Linked DNA regions of Mus musculus: region 1 is linked to region 2. The links are chromatin contacts, found by Hi-C or POLR2A ChIA-PET in ENCODE. All regions are on one chromosome and are shown on one strand. Each heading gives the region's core, a stretch centred on a gene start or an enhancer-like site at or near the end of the contact. The rest is flanking DNA. Distances are from core to core; before and after follow the strand shown.

Evidence for each region. Hi-C counts contacts between places; a loop is a spot of excess contacts on that map. ChIA-PET counts read pairs that join two places held with the same protein, here RNA polymerase II (POLR2A).
Region 1: a loop to region 2 is called in a map of left cerebral cortex, with 4 times the contacts of the local background. The contact joins the promoter of A930018O16Rik here to the enhancer-like site in region 2. A Hi-C loop is called at or near these places in 2 of 37 maps with a recorded cell type or tissue (adrenal gland and left cerebral cortex). POLR2A ChIA-PET finds 5 or more read pairs at or near these places in 1 of 5 experiments (embryonic stem cell).

The regions. Positions count from the first base shown.
Region 1 is chr13:69,533,022-69,535,721 of GRCm38, reverse strand. A930018O16Rik reads right to left here and starts at 1,407. Exons shown (of 1, transcript XM_011244606.3): 1 at 271-1,407. The coding sequence starts at 1,407. The coding sequence ends at 526. It overlaps Tent4a (terminal nucleotidyltransferase 4A), which reads left to right and starts at 1,858. Exons shown (of 13, transcript NM_198600.2): 1 at 1,858-2,234.
Region 2 is chr13:69,480,713-69,483,412 of GRCm38, reverse strand. No RefSeq gene overlaps it. Among named protein-coding and RNA genes, the nearest start is that of Tent4a, 52 kb to the left of the region's middle. Within about 2 kb of position 1,438, at least 3 of the 3 ENCODE cell types and tissues checked have a DNase peak (open chromatin) inside an H3K27ac peak, as active enhancers do; they include left cerebral cortex, where a contact is called at or near this core.

The DNA of each region.
Region 1 (2,700 bases), core at 158-2,657, 52 kb before region 2:
ACACCTGGGAGACAATTTAAAAACAGACCAAAGACGGAGGTGACCAATGAGAAGAGAGGCAAGAATTTGTCTTTGGACAGTAGCAGAGCCAAGAGGAACGAGGGACGGAGGAGGGCAAAGACTTTTGCGCTTTTGCCCAGATCCATTAAAAATTGAGTTCAAACAAGAACTGTTTTTCTTTCCCGTAGTATTTAACACAACACACTCTGGGACAGGGCTTCAGGGCTTGCGTGTACTGTTTGCAATCGTCCTGCCTTGGCCTCCCAAACGCTGGAATTACAGGCACTCGTGACCACACACAAAGCATAGGCTCTGCTCATTGGCTGTGATCTCCACATACACCGGTGGTCAGAAAACGCCAGAGATAAAACATTCATTCGCATTAACGCTACTGACTGAAGGCAGTAAGCACGCTACCTGGCCCTTACTTCCACCTTGGTACAGTGTGAGAAGGGCCAAGTACTTGGTAAGGTTTGCTCCACGGTGGTACAGACCACGAGGGAAGCAGTTCTCTTATGCTCAAAATTAGCGGAGCCCGGATGCAGAGGCCCAAGGACGGCAGAGGCAGAGCGGGCACCCGCTGGGCTGGACCCGCACACCAAACGCACAGGACACCAGAGCTGCTTCCGGCTTCACGGGCCGTGGCGCCCGCACGCGGCGCATGCCAGAGCAGGCGCGTTTGGTGGAGCGCGTTGCGAGCGACGGGCCACGCGTGGCCGGCTCTGCCCAGTCACTCCACCGTACAGAGCACGCGAGGAGAAGGCGGGAGGGCGGGGGCTCGACCCGGTGCAGTCGCAGCGGTTTCGTTTTCCCAGGCGGTCCGCGACCGCAGCACACCAGCCGGCGCGGAAACTTCCACCCGGCACGCTGGCGTGTCTGCGCACGCGCAGCGCGGCCCACACAGCCCAGCGCCGACCCGCACCCGCCCCTCCGGCCCCGCCCTGTCTGTCTGGTCTGCATGCGCCCGCGCCACTGTCTCTCCGCCGCCGCCCGGAGCGCGCAGTGCGCAAGCGCGGTAACCAAGGCGGCGCTGTCTAGTGAGGATTTGAAATCCCCGCGCGTGCGCACTGCGCCGCGGCCCGCGAGGGAGGCCGCGCCCCCGCGCCGCCGCCCCCGCGCCGCCTCCCCGCCCCTCATTGGAGCTGAGGCGGCGGCCCCCATCCCTCTCCGTTCCCGGCCGCCGCCGAGGGCGTCTTTCCGCCGCCGCGCCGCAGGAGCGCCGTGACTGACTGACGGCCCGACGCTCTGGGCCCGCCCCCTCGGCCGGTCACCGCCCCTTCGATGGCCTCTCCCTGCCGCCCGCACGCTACGCCGCCGCCGCCGCGGCCCCCTCGCCCTCCCCGCGCCGCCTGAGCCACCGGGACCGCAGCTGCGCCGCGCGCCCCACCGAGCGCCGCCCGCGCCCATCCGCGCGCACCGGAGCGCGGCCCAGGCCCGTCCGTCCGTCCGTCCGCGCGGCCGGCCCGGGGCGCGGCGGGGCGGGGCGCGGCGGGGGCGGGGCGCGGCGGGCGACGCGGGCCCCGCGGGGGCGGCGCGTGGATGGATCCGCGCGTGGCCTGGATCCAGCCGGAGCAGAAGGGGCCGGCCAATGCCCTGTGGATGCAGATCTGGGAGACCTCGCAGGGCGTGGGCCGTGGCGGCTCCGGCTTCGCGTCCTACTTCTGCCTCAACTCGCCGGCGCTGGACACGGCGGCCGCGCCCGGGGCGGCGGGGCGCGCAGCACCAGCAGCAGGAGGCCCGGGGCCGGCGCCCGCCGCCTCGTCCCCGCCGCCGGCGCCCGGCCCCGCCGCGCTGCCCCCGGCGCTGCTTACCGCGCTAGGGCCCGCGGCGGACAGCGCAAGACGCTTGCACAAGTCCCCGTCGCTGTCGTCGTCGTCGTCCTCGTCGTCGTCCAACGCCGAGTCGGGCACCGAGAGTCCCGGCTGCTCGTCGTCGTCCTCCAGCAGCACCTCGCTCGGCCGCGCCGGCAGCGGCCGCACCTTCTTCAGCTTCGCCGACGGTGCTGCCCACGCACACCCGGGCCCACGCGGCTCCACGCCCGCCGGCTCGCCGCCGCAGCACCAGTTCCACCCGGGTCGGCGGAAACGCGAGAACAAGGCCAGCACGTATGGCCTCAACTACCTGCTGTCGGGCAGCCGCGCGGCCACGCTGAGCGGAGGGGGCGGCCCCGGGGCCCAGGCGGCGCGGCCCGGCACGCCGTGGAAGAGCCGCGCGTACAGCCCGGGCATCCAGGGGTGAGTGCGCCCGAGCCGCGGGGCTGCCAGCGGCGCGGGCACTTTAAAAACTCCGTTGGATCGAGATCCACCAGGCAGGGGGGATTGACAGTTCGGGATGGAGGCCTAGGGCTAGACTAGAAAGTGGTTCCTTTCTTTCCTCTGCTCCAGGGCAGGGAAGCAAGGGCTGGCTGTCAGAGTGGGAAGCGTTTACGCGTGTTCTTTCCTGTAGGCTAAATCCTGTATCTTAGTGTAGTGAGGTTGAATGTAAAAAATTTTTGTTCCCTTTTTTTGAGACAGTAGGTTTTTGGTATTGGTGCAGTTTAGCCATCAAGTGAGGTTTAGAAGTGGAGTCTTGTGTGTGTTGAGGTTACCTCGTACGTTTTAATTTTGGGCAGACGTTCACAGAAAGACCGTCACCTGGGGTTTCTGAAAACCACCTAATAGTACTCAGGTTTTTTTCCTGTGAACTCACAGGAAGGTGTTT
Region 2 (2,700 bases), core at 189-2,688:
CCTGCTGCATTTTTGGAACTTAAGCTACTTACGTGGTCCGCCACTTCCCACTTCCCATAATTCCCTTTACAACCCTTTCTCTTCTTGAAACCCTTTAATTGGAGTGGCGGTCCTTCTGCAACCCTGAACTTATTTCTAATGATGACAAGGGACATTTTTTTATTCAGGTCACTTTGCAGCCTCTCACCATGAAGATATCTGTGTTTCCCATGGTCAGCCTGTGAGGACAGTGGATTTGTAAGAGAACAGGTGTCTACCAGAATGGCAGCGCATGACATGCACCTTAGATGGATTTGTTCTGGAATTCTCCCTTGATAATACTCTTCAATCCTTTATGCCTGTCTTATGGACAAGAATATCAAAGTATTAAGACTCATTAAAGTGCTGACTCACGCTACGGAGTGACATCTGTGTGGCAGATGATGTTCTGGAGGGCAGACGCCATGGCTCAGCAGCTGGGGACATTTGCTGCCAGGTCACATGATTTGAGTTGATGCCCAGGCGCCGACATAAAGGCGAGAACAGATTCCATGGAGCTCTCCTTTGACAGCTACATGGTTATCTTGTCATGAATGTCCAAGCTTACACACTTATAAACCCAGGGACCTCTCCCTTCTAAACTGACACCTCTTCCCACTACTTCGACACCTCCTCCCCTTAAAAATCCTTAAATGTAAGGAATTTCCGTTGTTCTACGTGCCCGTTAAATTTCCTATCCCAGCATCTCACCCGTGCATGAACTGTGGGCTTTAATTAATAAAAGGATCTCCACCTGAAATCTTCCTTAGCACCCGCACTTGATTTTTATTACTAAGAAAGAAAGAAAGAAAGAAAGAAAGAAAGAAAGAAAGAAAGAAAGAAAGAAAGAAAGAGAAAAAAAGAAAAAGAAAAGAAAAGAGGTGGCTGAAGATGGTGATGGCCACGCACCATTGCAGGAATAGGAATGGCTTGCGAGAGTGAGAATGGCCCAGATCCGCCTATAATGATTTTCGTCTGAGATGAATATTTAGTTGCGCTCGCAGCCTCGGAATGCTGGGAGTTTTTCACAGCACTTGGGAGGGAGCCAGAGCGCGCCTCTGCTGACAGACCTGAGAGCCTCTCTAAATTTATCCTGTTTCCTGCTGTGCTAGATCCAATTTGACTTTGAACTTTAAGAAAAAACGGTTCCGTGGGTTACATAACTGGCGGATGTGAGCCCAGAGGAGGTGACTGGAGCTTGGAAAAAGAAGGAAAAGGGTTTCTCTTGCTCCAAGGCAGGTGGTGCTGGCGACTGCGAGGCAGGGTGGAGGAGTGGGTGGCGGCCCCCCTCCCCCGCCCCCTTCCCGGCTTCCCTCTGAGTCAGGGCTTCTTTTCCTGTCTGCTCTGCACCCATTGCTTCATGGCTCTGCAGGGGCCTCGCAGATTAATCTGGGACAAATTTAAGATGTGAGCACTTTAAGGCTTTGCTGCAGTCTTCTCTCCATCTTGGCTGCTCGTTGGGCTCACCTGGGAGCTCCTGAGAATGAAGATGCGATTCGGGATCCCGTTACAGCGATTCGGATTTAATGAGGCTGGGGTGGGGCCTGGTGAGAAACAGGTTTCAAAGCTCTCTCTTGGCAGTTCTGATTTATGACGAGGTCTGTGCTCAGTTGATTGAAGGTGTTGCTTTCACAGACAACTCTTTTCATGAGGAAGAGAAACCCCACACGCCTTCCTTCTGACTCTAAATCCGGAGGCGCGAGTTCTCAGCACCTTCAAGAAACGTAGGTGCAATGCATCATGGTTTTAGGTGTCCTTTTGCCTTGAGCCACTGACTGGTGTTTCTAACACTGTTTAAAGCCACAAACACTTCCAAAATGACCCTTTAGCTTTGCGCTGTGTTGGAACCCAAACAGGATTGCTTCAGAGGGGTTTCTGAATCCCTAATAAAGTCATCTATCTGCGTTTCTTATTTGCCTTTTTGTTGAGTGTGTTATCCGGGAAAACTCGTTTGGCTTACTAATCAATCTCATTAGTAAAAGAATTAGAGACTTGGAAGGAAGCGCAGGAACAATTTTCTTAGAGTTTGAGAGCAGCAATAGTGGTCAGCAAGCAGCTGCAGCAAGCTACTGGGAACAGCAGGGCAGAGAAGAAGCTGTGTATAAATAGCCACAGGGTGGATGCCATAGTAGCTCAGCTGTTACAATGTCGCGGCATAGCGGCCTCAAGTGAACCGCTCAGGGCAGAATGCCATTTTGTTGGCTGTGTCTGTGAGGCATTTTCTTAATTGCTAATTGATGTCGGAGCCACTGTGGGTGGTACCACCCTGGGGCAGGTGATCCTGGGCTCTCCAAGCGGGATAGGTGAACGTGAACCTGGGGACAAGCCAGAGAACAGTATTCTTCTGTGGTGTCTTTTTCAAGCTTCTGGCCCGAGGTCTTGCTTTTGATTTCCTGTGTGATGGACTGTAACTTGTCAGCTAAGATAACCCCCTTTCTCACTAAGTTGTCACTGGTCACAGCAACTACAACAAAGGAGGAGCAGCCGTGTGGTGGCCAGTGTCAGAGGTATAGTTGGGGAGGGTGGAGGCGCCTGAGTAAAAGCACGGGAGCTGAGTAAAAGCACGGGAAAGGACGCTCAAGCTTTGGCCAGTGTCTGAAAGAATAAACAGGAAGAAGGAGAAAGAGAGCTTACAGGTTTCTGAGTAACTCAGACAAGTGTTAGATTCCGTTGCTACAGGTA